Linked DNA regions of Homo sapiens: all the other regions are linked to region 4. The links are chromatin contacts, found by Hi-C or POLR2A ChIA-PET in ENCODE. All regions are on one chromosome and are shown on one strand. The core of a region is the stretch at or near the end of the contact, and the rest is flanking DNA. Distances in the headings are between cores, read along the strand shown. Region 1 overlaps ARHGAP26 (Rho GTPase activating protein 26). Region 2 overlaps ARHGAP26 (Rho GTPase activating protein 26). Region 3 overlaps ARHGAP26 (Rho GTPase activating protein 26). Region 4 has its middle 100 kb from the start of NR3C1.

The links. A loop is a pair of places that touch in the nucleus more often than their neighbours do. ChIA-PET counts read pairs that join two places held with the same protein, here RNA polymerase II (POLR2A). Pooled maps may share reads with other maps.
Region 1: a loop to region 4 is called in a map of heart right ventricle, with 2.2 times the contacts of the local background. The contact joins two enhancer-like sites. A Hi-C loop is called at or near these places in 2 of 168 maps with a recorded cell type or tissue (IMR-90 and heart right ventricle) and 2 of 50 pooled maps.
Region 2: a map of A673 shows a loop between it and region 4 (1.9-fold over the local background). The contact joins two enhancer-like sites. A Hi-C loop is called at or near these places in 1 of 168 maps with a recorded cell type or tissue (A673), 2 of 37 single-sample maps with no recorded cell type and 2 of 50 pooled maps. POLR2A ChIA-PET finds 5 or more read pairs at or near these places in 2 of 52 experiments (MCF 10A and activated CD4-positive, alpha-beta T cell).
Region 3: a map of mammary epithelial cell shows a loop between it and region 4 (2.7-fold over the local background). The contact joins two enhancer-like sites. A Hi-C loop is called at or near these places in 2 of 168 maps with a recorded cell type or tissue (MCF 10A and mammary epithelial cell), 17 of 37 single-sample maps with no recorded cell type and 7 of 50 pooled maps.

What each region holds. Positions count from the first base shown.
Region 1 is chr5:143,044,006-143,046,707 of GRCh38, forward strand. All of the region lies in intron 14 of ARHGAP26 (Rho GTPase activating protein 26), which reads left to right. Among named protein-coding and RNA genes, the nearest start is that of ARHGAP26-IT1, 150 kb to the right of the region's middle. Within about 2 kb of position 1,282, at least 3 of the 41 ENCODE cell types and tissues checked have a DNase peak (open chromatin) inside an H3K27ac peak, as active enhancers do.
Region 2 is chr5:143,212,137-143,214,836 of GRCh38, forward strand. ARHGAP26 (Rho GTPase activating protein 26) reads left to right here. Exons shown (of 23, transcript NM_001135608.3): 22 at 1,861-1,952. LOC124901099 (a long non-coding RNA gene) reads right to left here. Exons shown (of 2, transcript XR_007058981.1): 2 at 2,301-2,463. Among named protein-coding and RNA genes, the nearest start is that of ARHGAP26-IT1, 21 kb to the left of the region's middle. RefSeq lists enhancers at 1,648-1,697, 2,277-2,700. Within about 2 kb of position 1,418, at least 6 of the 41 ENCODE cell types and tissues checked have a DNase peak (open chromatin) inside an H3K27ac peak, as active enhancers do.
Region 3 is chr5:143,007,746-143,010,445 of GRCh38, forward strand. All of the region lies in intron 11 of ARHGAP26 (Rho GTPase activating protein 26), which reads left to right. Among named protein-coding and RNA genes, the nearest start is that of ARHGAP26-AS1, 140 kb to the left of the region's middle. RefSeq lists an enhancer at 1,010-2,209. Within about 2 kb of position 1,451, at least 8 of the 41 ENCODE cell types and tissues checked have a DNase peak (open chromatin) inside an H3K27ac peak, as active enhancers do; they include mammary epithelial cell, where a contact is called at or near this core.
Region 4 is chr5:143,506,100-143,508,799 of GRCh38, forward strand. No RefSeq gene overlaps it. Among named protein-coding and RNA genes, the nearest start is that of NR3C1, 100 kb to the left of the region's middle. RefSeq lists an enhancer at 1,125-1,419. Within about 2 kb of position 1,277, at least 7 of the 41 ENCODE cell types and tissues checked have a DNase peak (open chromatin) inside an H3K27ac peak, as active enhancers do; they include mammary epithelial cell, where a contact is called at or near this core.

The DNA of each region.
Region 1 (2,702 bases), core at 32-2,531, 460 kb before region 4:
GAGTTTTAAAGCTGAATAGCTAAGGTGGTCTTTTTTGTTGAGGAACTTGAATACTGAGCCAAGGTGTTTGGGGTTTTTTCTATAGGAAGTAAGAAACTATTAAAAGTTCTCAATAGTGGGATTATATCCATTATAATGCTTTTGCACACAAAAGTGTCAAGAAGACAATTCAGAATAGTTTACAAGGAAAAAAAAAGCATCTATTTGCTCATATAACTGGTAAATCCAAGACAGAAGCATGGCAGAGTCAGGGATGCCAATGATGTCTTTACTTTTGCTAGATCCTTTGCCCCTTCCTTCTTCTGGCTTCTCATGTTCTCTGACCTCTTCTGGGCTTGGTGTGGCTTTGTTCTCTGTGGGAGTGTCCCAGACAGGTTCAGCCTCTGCAGTCCTTGGAGCCTGTGGTCACTGAGAAGAAAGTGCCTTTCTTGACCATGTTGGCAGAAGGCTCCAGCGAGGACTTTGCTTGGTCAGTATGGGGCCATTCACATGATTCGTTTCTCAATCTCAGACCAGTCACATGGCCCATGGCAGATGGCCTGGATCCTGTGCGTATGTTGGGGGATGTGGGGGATGGGGTGGACAGTTGGGGTGGGGACGGGGTTAGTCCCTGAAACCCAGTGGACTGAGCAGGATTATTGATAGGAAGATGGAGAAGTGCTTTCCTGAAATAATGGCTGCTGTTAGCTTTTTTAAAAAAGTATATCTAATACAGATGTAACAATATCAGATTCTAGCATTAGGAGCATATTGTTGGCTCCAATTTGGAGCATGTGTTTGATTATGGAAAGACATGGAGGAGGAAGTTGGTTGTAATAGATCAGGCAAGGCAAACCCTATCAAAGACTGAACTAAATAGGTGCTCTGAAGTCAGGAAAAAAGGACACACTCATAGTGAGTATACAGAGAGAATCAACAGGACTTTTAACCAACTTGATATGGGGGAACAGAAGGGGCAGAGAGATTTCAAAGATGACAGATTATTATGTAAGATGACACTAATGAAAAGAAATATGACATTTTAGACTGGTTTGCTAATCTAAAAAAGAAGCACTTTAGCTCAGTTGTGTTAAGCAAAAGAGTGGTTATGAAAGGATCTTGTTTTTATCACTTTTCTTAGTGGCCTTCACACAAGATATTTGTCTTGTTCTCTTCCTTGATTTTCCTGGGGATAGAGAAAATAATCATGAACATTTGAGAAATGTCATGAAAAAGTAATAACTAGCAGCTGAAAGTCACGAGGGCAGCTGCCTCTGCCAGGAGGACATTACAGACAGACTGGAATCTAATCTGAGATCCAACCAGAGCTGCAAGATGACCACAGTGTAACATCTAATTGAAAGTTGAGAATGATATCCATGATTCTCCCTACGAGTTAAATAAGTTTGAATCTCTCAATTACGGAATCACCAGGGCTCTAGACCCCTTTGAAGGGGGAGCTTCATCTTCTCTTTTGTGAACATGCCCACAACTTCATCAATTCTTGGTACTGGTAGTGTCTGGGCTAGCCAAGAGTATAAAATAAACATGGCACCTGTGCTCCAAAACCTTCCCCTGAGATGGCTGGGCCGAGTGAACCTTTCATTAACTATTTCTTTATTATACATTCATTGGATGCTTATTATGTGCCAGGTACTGTGTAAGATTTGGTTTATCTGTCCAAGGCTCTCAAAAGTGGAGTAGTATGTTTTGGTTATGGAAAATATGGCTGGTCAGGTGCGGTGGCTCATGCCTATAATCCCAGCCCTTTGGGAGGCCGAGGCAGGTGGATCACCTGAGGTCAGGAGGTCGAGAGCAGCCAGGCCAACATGGTGAAACCCCATCTCTACTGAAAATACAAAAATTAGGCTGGGTGTGGTGGCTCACACCTGTAATCCCAGCACTTTGGGAGGTCAAGGTGAGCGATCACCTGAAGTCAGGAGTTCGAGACCAGCCTCGCCAAATAGTGAAACCCTTTCTCTACTAAAAATACAAAAAAATTAGTCAGGTGTGGTGGTGCACACCTGTAATCCCAGCTACTTGGGAGGCTGAGGCAGGAGAACTGCTTGAACCCGGGAGGCGGAGGTTGCAGTGAGCCAGGACTGCGTCATTGCACTCCAGCCTGGGCAACAAGAACGAAACTCCATCCCCAAAAATAAAAAATACAAAAATTAGCCGGGTGTGGTGGTGTGCACCTATAGCCCTGCTACTCAGGAGGCTGAGGCAGGAGAATCCCTTGAACCCAGGAAGCGGAGGTTGCAGTGAGCCAAGATCACACCACTGAACTCCAGCCTGAATGACAGAGCAAGACTCAGTCTCAAAAAAAAAGGCTGAGAATTAAGCAAAACCAGAGACTTTTTTTGAATTACTTCGAGTTTATTTTTTTGTACTCTTAATACATTGGAGGACTTTGGGTTGGAAGAGGAATATGAGAGCCAGTGCTTTGAGAATGTCTTCTTTGTACTGATCAGGATTCCTTAAGAAAGCTTGCTAAAATTCCTCATAGCAAGTGCAGTGTGGCTTTGTACTAGTGTCCTACCAAGAGCTACCCTTGATCCCTTCCTCCTAGCAACAGAAGTCATTAGTCTTTAGAGAGTGAAAAGGACTCTCAAAGACTTGCAGATTCCTAGAAATAGAATGCCTTCTGTGTGTCTGGGGGTTTTCCCCCCTGAATATTAAGTAAAGATAAATCTTTCCAAATTTTAGCCCAACTTTTTTATCTA
Region 2 (2,700 bases), core at 168-2,667, 290 kb before region 4:
TTGCTTTTTACCCACCTGCTCTGCCCTGTCCTCAAGAGGCAGAAATACTGCCTCAAAACCTGGTCTCTGAGACCCTGGCTAATGTGAACTGGATTCTCCTTTCACCTTCAATGTCAGTGTCATAACAGGCTCCATTTGCCTGTCAGTATAGTCTTTTATCTGTTTTAGCACTTTTCACAGCCAAGTCACTCCTCCTGTCTGCTTCCCAGCCTCTCAAGAAAAAAAAAAAAAAAAAATGCCTCTTATATTCCTCCCTGGAAAGTTGCACATAGGATGTTTGGTCCTTGCTGGCCAATACATAGACTCGGTTTCTTTGGCTCACAGGCAGTGCCCCTTGTCCTGAACTTTATTCTGTCATCATAATTAGCCAGGAAGAGCTGTTTTCCTGTTGGAGCTGGTGAATACTAAGGACTCTTCTTTCCTTTGTTCCCAGGGGTCCCACTTCATTTTCCCCCACTTTCCCAATGTTTTCCCACCTGGCCATCATCTCTTGGCTCCTAGAAAACCAGAGGGAACAACAGTAAACTATGGCCCAGCAATAAATTCGAGATAACCATTTACTCTGATCACTCTGCACGATGGAGACCATGTGGCTCACAAAGCCTGAAATATTTACCACCCGGCCCTTTGCAGAGAAAGTTTGCCACCTTCTGCTCTAGAACAGTGGTTCTCAACCCTCACTGCACGTTGGAATTACTTGGAGAGCTTTTTTAAAATACTGATGCCTGGCCGGGCGCGGTGGCTCACGCCTGTAATCCCAGCACTTTGGGAGGCTGAGGCAGGCGGATCACGAGGTCAGGAGATTGAGACCATCCTGGCTAACACGGTGAAACCCTGTCTCTACTAAAAATACAATAAATTAGCCAGGCTTGGTAGCAGGCGCCTGTAGTCCCAGCTACTCGGGAGGCTGAGGCAGGAGAATGGCGTGAACCCAGGAGGCGGAGCTTGCAGTGAGCCGAGATCGCACCACTGCACTCCAGCCTGGGCGACAGAGCAAGACTCCGTCTAAACAAACAAACAAAAACTACTGATGCCTGTATAATATCTGCATATCTGGGTAGAACCTAGACATCTGCATTTTCTAAATGCTCCCCAGGTGTTTCGGATGCACAGTGAGAGTGATTGTAAACATTCAACGGACATGAGAAAAGCAAAAACAAACCAAAAAAAATGCCTCATGTCCCCTCTCCCTTCTTCCTCCTCCCCACACTCCCCATACAGGTGCACGTGTGTGCTCATGCACACACATGTGTAATTGCCCTCATGCACCTTGTCTATTCCCTCCCCTGGGGGTTGGAGAGCTCCAGCTCTGGAATCCTGTCTCACCAGCAAGACCCAGTCTAGTAAGAAATCAGGAACATCTGGGAGAGCTCATGTCCGCCCGTGGCCTGGAACTGAAACTTGGCTTTGCTGGAATTTCTTCTTTTTGACTCACTGAGCATTGCCAGCTTTCAACAGGTTCTGTTGGGAGTGTGTTCCCCAGAGCAGCTTGGAACTTCTTTCCTGCCCCTGCTTCCCTCCCTTCCCCCAAGGCACTCCTGCTCCAAAAATGGGGCCCAGCCTGCCCTCCCGCTGTTTGGCTGTTGTAACTCCCAGGTAAAGTTTTAACATGGCACAAGGTGACCCCACAAAAAGTGTAGTTTCTTGAAGCTTATGGCTTTTCTCTGAATATTTCTCATTTTTCTCCTGTGATCTTTGCAGCTTTCCCACCTCATGTCTTGCCATCTGGCTGCCTTGCCAGGCACTTCCCACGAGAGGGGACTAGGTAGCTTACAGGGAAAGGGAAGAAGAGAGATGAAATGTCTGGGGCTTTCTAAGGGTTTTTTCAAAAATGTTAAATAAACTCCTGTTTTCACACAGCACACCGTTCCGGAAGGCAAAAGCCTTGTATGCCTGCAAAGCTGAACATGACTCAGAACTTTCGTTCACAGCAGGCACGGTCTTCGATAACGGTGAGTTTCTCATCCCCTCACAAAGATATGGGCGGGGGGCGGGGGCAAGGGGAGCACATAAATAACTGGCATTTTCAAAGCTCCTCCCGAGGGAAAATCTCAATACAATGGGTAAGAAAAAAAGTGTGTGTGCGTCTGTGTGTGTTGGTTTCTGTGTCTTTTCCCAAAATAAAATAGCAGCAGCAGGACTTCCGGAGACATTGTGAAGAGTGGACTAGTGTAATCAGCTCCATGTTGAGTTGTTACCACTGTAAATGAGATTGTGCCTGCAAAAGACCCAGCCCAGGACCTGGAAGTGGCTTTAAGAGATCATACACATCACATGTTTAAAATGGTACTCAACATGTATTAAGCATTCACTAAATTAATATTTTTATTATTAAAACCATCATCATCATTGTATCCATCTTCGAAAAAGGCCCTGATGCTCTCATAGTTCACAGTGACAGTTTTTCCTCACTTTTGTCTGGGCAGTGGGTGCTGCACCTGATTCCGTGGGTCCTGGCTGCATCTGTAAACACATTCCAGGCCAGAGCAGAGATGAGTTCCTGGGGACCAGCCCTTGACTGTAGTCACGTCCACAGGGGCTGCCATTGTGTGTGCCCAGCCCCTGCATTCAGCATAGCAGAGATATCCATCAGGTACAGGTAGACAAAAGGGGGAACAAGGCACAGAACATGAGGGTCTCTCCCAGGTCACACTCAACCCTTGGCCTTCTGGGTCAGCAGGAGTGGGAGGGATTACCCCA
Region 3 (2,700 bases), core at 201-2,700, 500 kb before region 4:
TAAACGCTTAGTATGGTGTTTGGCACATAATTGATAGTGAAAAAGTGGTTGGTGGCAGGTGGCTATTTTTATGTTTGATTGCTGTTTTAAAAAAGATTAAGAACCATTGATTTAAACGTTGACCTTAGATTGTCTCCTTTCCTTTCCCTTCATCTCTTAATTAGTTTCAGTTGGTTATATTACATTGCCAACAAGACCAATGCCACAGGGTCCCTCAAATGACATTTCCCATCCTTAGCCATTTATCCCATAGGGGATACATTTCCATCACCAGAAGAGGCTTTTTGTTTTGTTTTTTTAAACACAAAGTGGGAAGAGAAGGAAGGAGGAAAATGACAGTGATGAAGATGAAAGTTAATCCTTATAGAATGTTCAATAGGCCATAGAATTTACATTCAGTGCTGTGTTGAATATTGTATATCTATGATTCCATTTAATTATTACAACAATCCTAAGTGGTGGAGAGTGTTACTATCCCCCTTTTTCAGATGGCAAGACTGAGGTCTAGGGATGATAACTGATGTGCATGTTAGCCAATAAACAGTAAAGTTGGACTTTGAACCTAAGCAGTAGATTACTACAAATCTGTCGCCACTGACAGACACAATTCAAAAGAGCAAGCTGTTTTGATTCTAGTGATGGTGGACCCACTTTGTCATGCAGAGGAGATGAGATGATATTCGATGGTGTAGAACCAGCCTGTTGTTTTAAGATGTTGACACATTGCCTTATTCAGTGTGTCTCCACATTGGTACATCAGGGGAACAGCCAGGTGGGAGGAGACTTGGAGAAAACCTCAGGGGATCATAGAGTTTGGATGTGCATTTGGGTAAAGATGGTGCAGTTTAGAGAGGAGCATCAGTTTTAAACAAATTTCCTTATGAACCTATTTCCCCAGCATCTTTATTTTGTCCAGATTTTGATCCAAAGTGTGGTATGGCTAAGCTCTAATGCAGCTGTGTGTGAAAGGGAAAAGTTAGATTGTTTTGTCAAATTTTTGCTTTACTTATGTCTTTAATATCTACATTTGAAAAACAAGCCTCTCTGTTTTCTCAGTATGGCTTGGATAATGGTAATAAAGGTACTCATAGAAAAATTCTGGGAATCCAGATGACTCTGTGTATTCTCTGTTAATTCTGTAGGGACATGTAAACTGAACTGGCTCAGCAGTGAACAGAATTTATTGCAAAATCACATCTTGGTGCAGAGGAAGCATATGAAGGCTTTCCTCGCCCTCCTTTGATTTATTAAATTGTACTTTCATTGCAGCTTCTGGGTAAGGACTCAGAATTGCAGTGCCCTGTGATTTGTATCAAAGAGCTACTCTCCCCCCCTGGTGTTTATCGTCAGGATCGAACCCTGTGGTTCAGAGAGAATATGAAGTGTTACTTCTATACTAGATGCCAGCTGGTTGCATGGGTTGGTGGTAAATACTCCAGGCTAGAATCAGAAGGCTGTTCCCAGTTTCATTTTCTTTCTGACTCAGGGCAAGTTCTTCCTTCCGGTGATTCACCTGCCCAGCTGCCCACAACATCTCACCTTTATCATCGTCAGCATCATCATCGTCGTCATTGTCATCATCGTCATCACAATGACTTATTGATCATGTGGTTAGTGGTTAAGTGCTTGGGCTCTGGAGACAGACCGTGGGAGTTCCTGTCTGGACTCTGCCCATTTCCAGCTGTCTGACCTTGGCCATGTGACCTAACTTCTCTAATGCCTCAGTTTTCTCATCTCTGTGAAAGGAATAATTAGGCTGGTATGAGAACCGAATAAGACAATGCACACAGAATGCTTGGCATGATGTCTGGCACATGGCAGGGGTTTTGTCATCATCATCATTATTAATTTCTATCTGTCATAATTATTCTTTAATGATTCTTAGATGGACCGTGATAAGATAAAGTAAACACATGTAATTTCTCTTCTTCAGAAGCATATACTTGAAAATAGATACTTGTTGGCACGGATCTTTAACAAATCTTCATATACAATGGTCAGTAGAAACTAGACTATACCTACATCAAAGTATAGAAACCCAAAGGAGATAATGTTCCCAAGTTTTAGAGTACTCAGATAGAGCTTAGCTTCAGTTGGGTTGTTGAAGGTGCATTAACTGTTTCAGTCTTCTGAGGAGCCACAGATCAGGCATTTAGTGCCCCTTGTCCGCTTGGGTTGCTCCTGGAGAGTTGAGTTCTATTGTATTAAGGTAGATGCTCTCAAGAGGCTTACCTGAAAGCATATAAATTTGAGATTGCTAATCATAAGACAAAGCTATGGTCAAAGTGATCTTTCAGGACATTGCTCTTGCCTCTGAACCTCAGTCTGATGCTAGTGGGCAACTGTGAGATCTGTAGAAGAAGGATAGCCCAGAGCAGACTGACCATTTCTAAAGGGTGAATTGCATGCTCTTTGCTTCTGTCAGTATAGAAGGTATTTATGAACCATAATACCAACCACTGGAGTGACTTGGTAGTGATATACATTTGCCACTGCCTAGAAAGGTAAAAGGGTATTGGAACATCCTTTTAGAGGCAAGATAGAATAGTACACCACTGACCAGCTCTGTGTCCTTAGACAAACTGTGTAACCACTCTGGGTCTCAGGTTCCATATCTCTAAAATGTGAATAATACTAGACCTCATCCATATGGTGGTTGCAAGGATTAGATGTTGCCATGTGTGGTGCTTGGTAAGTGCT
Region 4 (2,700 bases), core at 27-2,526:
ATCTTGACTCCCTCCAGCCATGCAGGCTGCTGCTTTTAGTTACCAGGCAGCACTGACTGCTGTAGCTGGGGACCTCAAATGCTCTGTTTGGGACATTCACCTGAAGAAGGTGAAGTGCAGTCTACTGCCTCTTCTATACCAAGAGTCGCAGTTGGGGCAGCTGGGAAAATCACCAGGAAAATAAAACCAAATCAAACAAAATTAATTTAGAGGATAGTTTATATACATAAGATAGGGAATACTAACGATTCAGATGCAAACACTCTAAGTACAGAATGGTATAAGACAGGAAGAAAATCCCTTTCACGAGTCACAATTCAGAAGGTCAATTCAAACCTTTAAGTGATAAACCACATTTCTAGTCAAGCTGAATACAGAGTACAGTATTTTATTTGCTAAAATCTGAATGGTTACTACGAGCCACCCAGCTTAGGTAACATACCCAAAATAATCTCTATGAATTCCCACAACACTCTTATGGGATAGCCATTATTATCTCAATTGTATAAATGAGAAAACAGTGGTTAAGTCACTATAAGGTCACAGAGCTTGGATCCAAACCTAGTGCTTATTTTACAGCCTGTGCCTTTAGCAACTATACCACCAGTATATTTAATCATAACTAATAGAAACAAACACAAATATTGAGTGATTACTTTTATTTTTTATAAGATAAACAGACCAAGAGAAATGCTAGTTAAAAGCATTTATCTTTAGAGCAAGAATGCTCCATCCTTGTAGAAACATTGAGACAAAAAGAATGCATAAGAGCAGCAGTTTTAAGAAAAGTTTGGTGAAACTAAGTGAAATTCCAGGCATGAGCAATCAATTTAAGATTCTATTAGGAAAGCAAAACAATGAGATTATTTCAATTATTGAGTTAACAATGAGATTTCACCATCTACATTCTAGCCATGAGTAAGACATTTATTTGAATCAGATAAGGAGATATAATGTCATTTGAAGGAGGCCCAGTACATTTAATAACAGAGATAAATGAAACTGACAATGATCTCATACTTTATAAATCTAAACAAAGGACCAAGGTTAGACACAGGGATCCTAGTGGTTGATGAGTTAGTTAAAATGCCGCTTTTTACCCTATCTATTGGAGACCAGACAGGATTTTTGTTTTCTTCCTCTAAACAAGGAGGTTAAGAAAGAATTAATCCAATTGCATTTAAAACAAAGTGCAGGAGCAAGAAACAACCTTGAACCTTCCTTACTCAAATAGCAGCTCTGTTGGTAATTTAATCACTAACTGAGTTGTGTAACTTGCCTATGACAAATGGTAAAATACCTACAATGTGGAAATCTGCCAGAGTAATTCCTTCACAGGAATGGGAGGGAAAGGCTCAGCCAGCTCACACTCATACCCTGCCTCCCTATGCTCAGTGTCTGAAATTGCTTCTGTATTAGGAGAGAATATGGGAACTGTTCTGGATCTCAGGAGAATGTGAAGTCACTGAAATGTTTTTGAATACCCACTTCCCTTCACTCCCCTTCCCACCCTACTTGGTACTTGCTGGCATGTGGCACCATGTGAGCTACAGGCAGTGCATAATGAAGTCTAAATGTTAGCAAGGAATGGACAGGAGATCCTGTGGTGTGTGATCTGGCTTGTCCTTTCTGCCTTCCTTGCGCTAATGTTTAGTTTCAGACACGGAAATTTTGAATGGGATCAATCTGAACTGTTCCTTTCTTTGCTGATAAGTACAACTTTTCGTTCTCCAGTCTCAGCTTAAGCTTCATTGTCTCTTGGAGGCTTTCCTAAGTCACCTGAACTACATTAGGACTCCTTGGCACACACTTCCACAGCTCCCTATGCTTTCTAGTACTAAACACACTTCTTCCATCTTCTCCAGTGCATCAGAGGGTTCACTGCAACATTTCAACACCCAGTCACAATGTCTGGCATGTTGCTTGCCTTTAGTCAATGTTTGCAGAATGAATGGTTGCCTTTGTCATTTTCTTTTTAAAAAGGTATTGTAGACAAAGGCAGTGGTTCACGCCTGTAATCCCAGCGCTTTGGGAGGCTGAGGCAGGCAGATCACAAGGTCATCACAAGGTCAGGAGTTCAAGACCAGCCTGGCCAGCAGTGAAACCCCATCTCTACTAAAAATACAAAAATTAGCTGGGCATGGTGGCACACATCTGTAGTCCTAGCTACTCGGGACGCTGAGGCAAGAGAATTGGAACCCGGGAGGCGGAGGTTGCAATGAGCTGAAATTGCGCCACTGCACTCCAGCCTGGACCACAGAGTGAGACTCCATCTCAAAAAAAAAAAAAAAAAAAAAAGGTATTGTAAAATATTTAAGACAAACACAAATGTGTAAATAAAAATATTACAAACCCCCACATATTGACTACAGATTAAGAATGAAAACAATATTGATACAAGTTTAAGTCCCTACTTAGTCCTCTTTGATCACATTCTGCTCTCTAGAGGCAACTAGTGGTCTGAATTTGGTGACTACTATTTCCATGCATTTCTTAATACTTTCACTACACATATATGTAAACTTATTGTTTTGCATATTTCTATAGTTTGTACAAGCATTATACTATATGTATCCTTCTGATATTGACTTCTTTCAAACTGTGTGTGATTCATGATTCATTCATGCTGTTGTATTTAGCTAGAGGTTATTTGTTTTCACTGCTGTGTATTTCATTGTATAAATGCTTCATTATTAATCT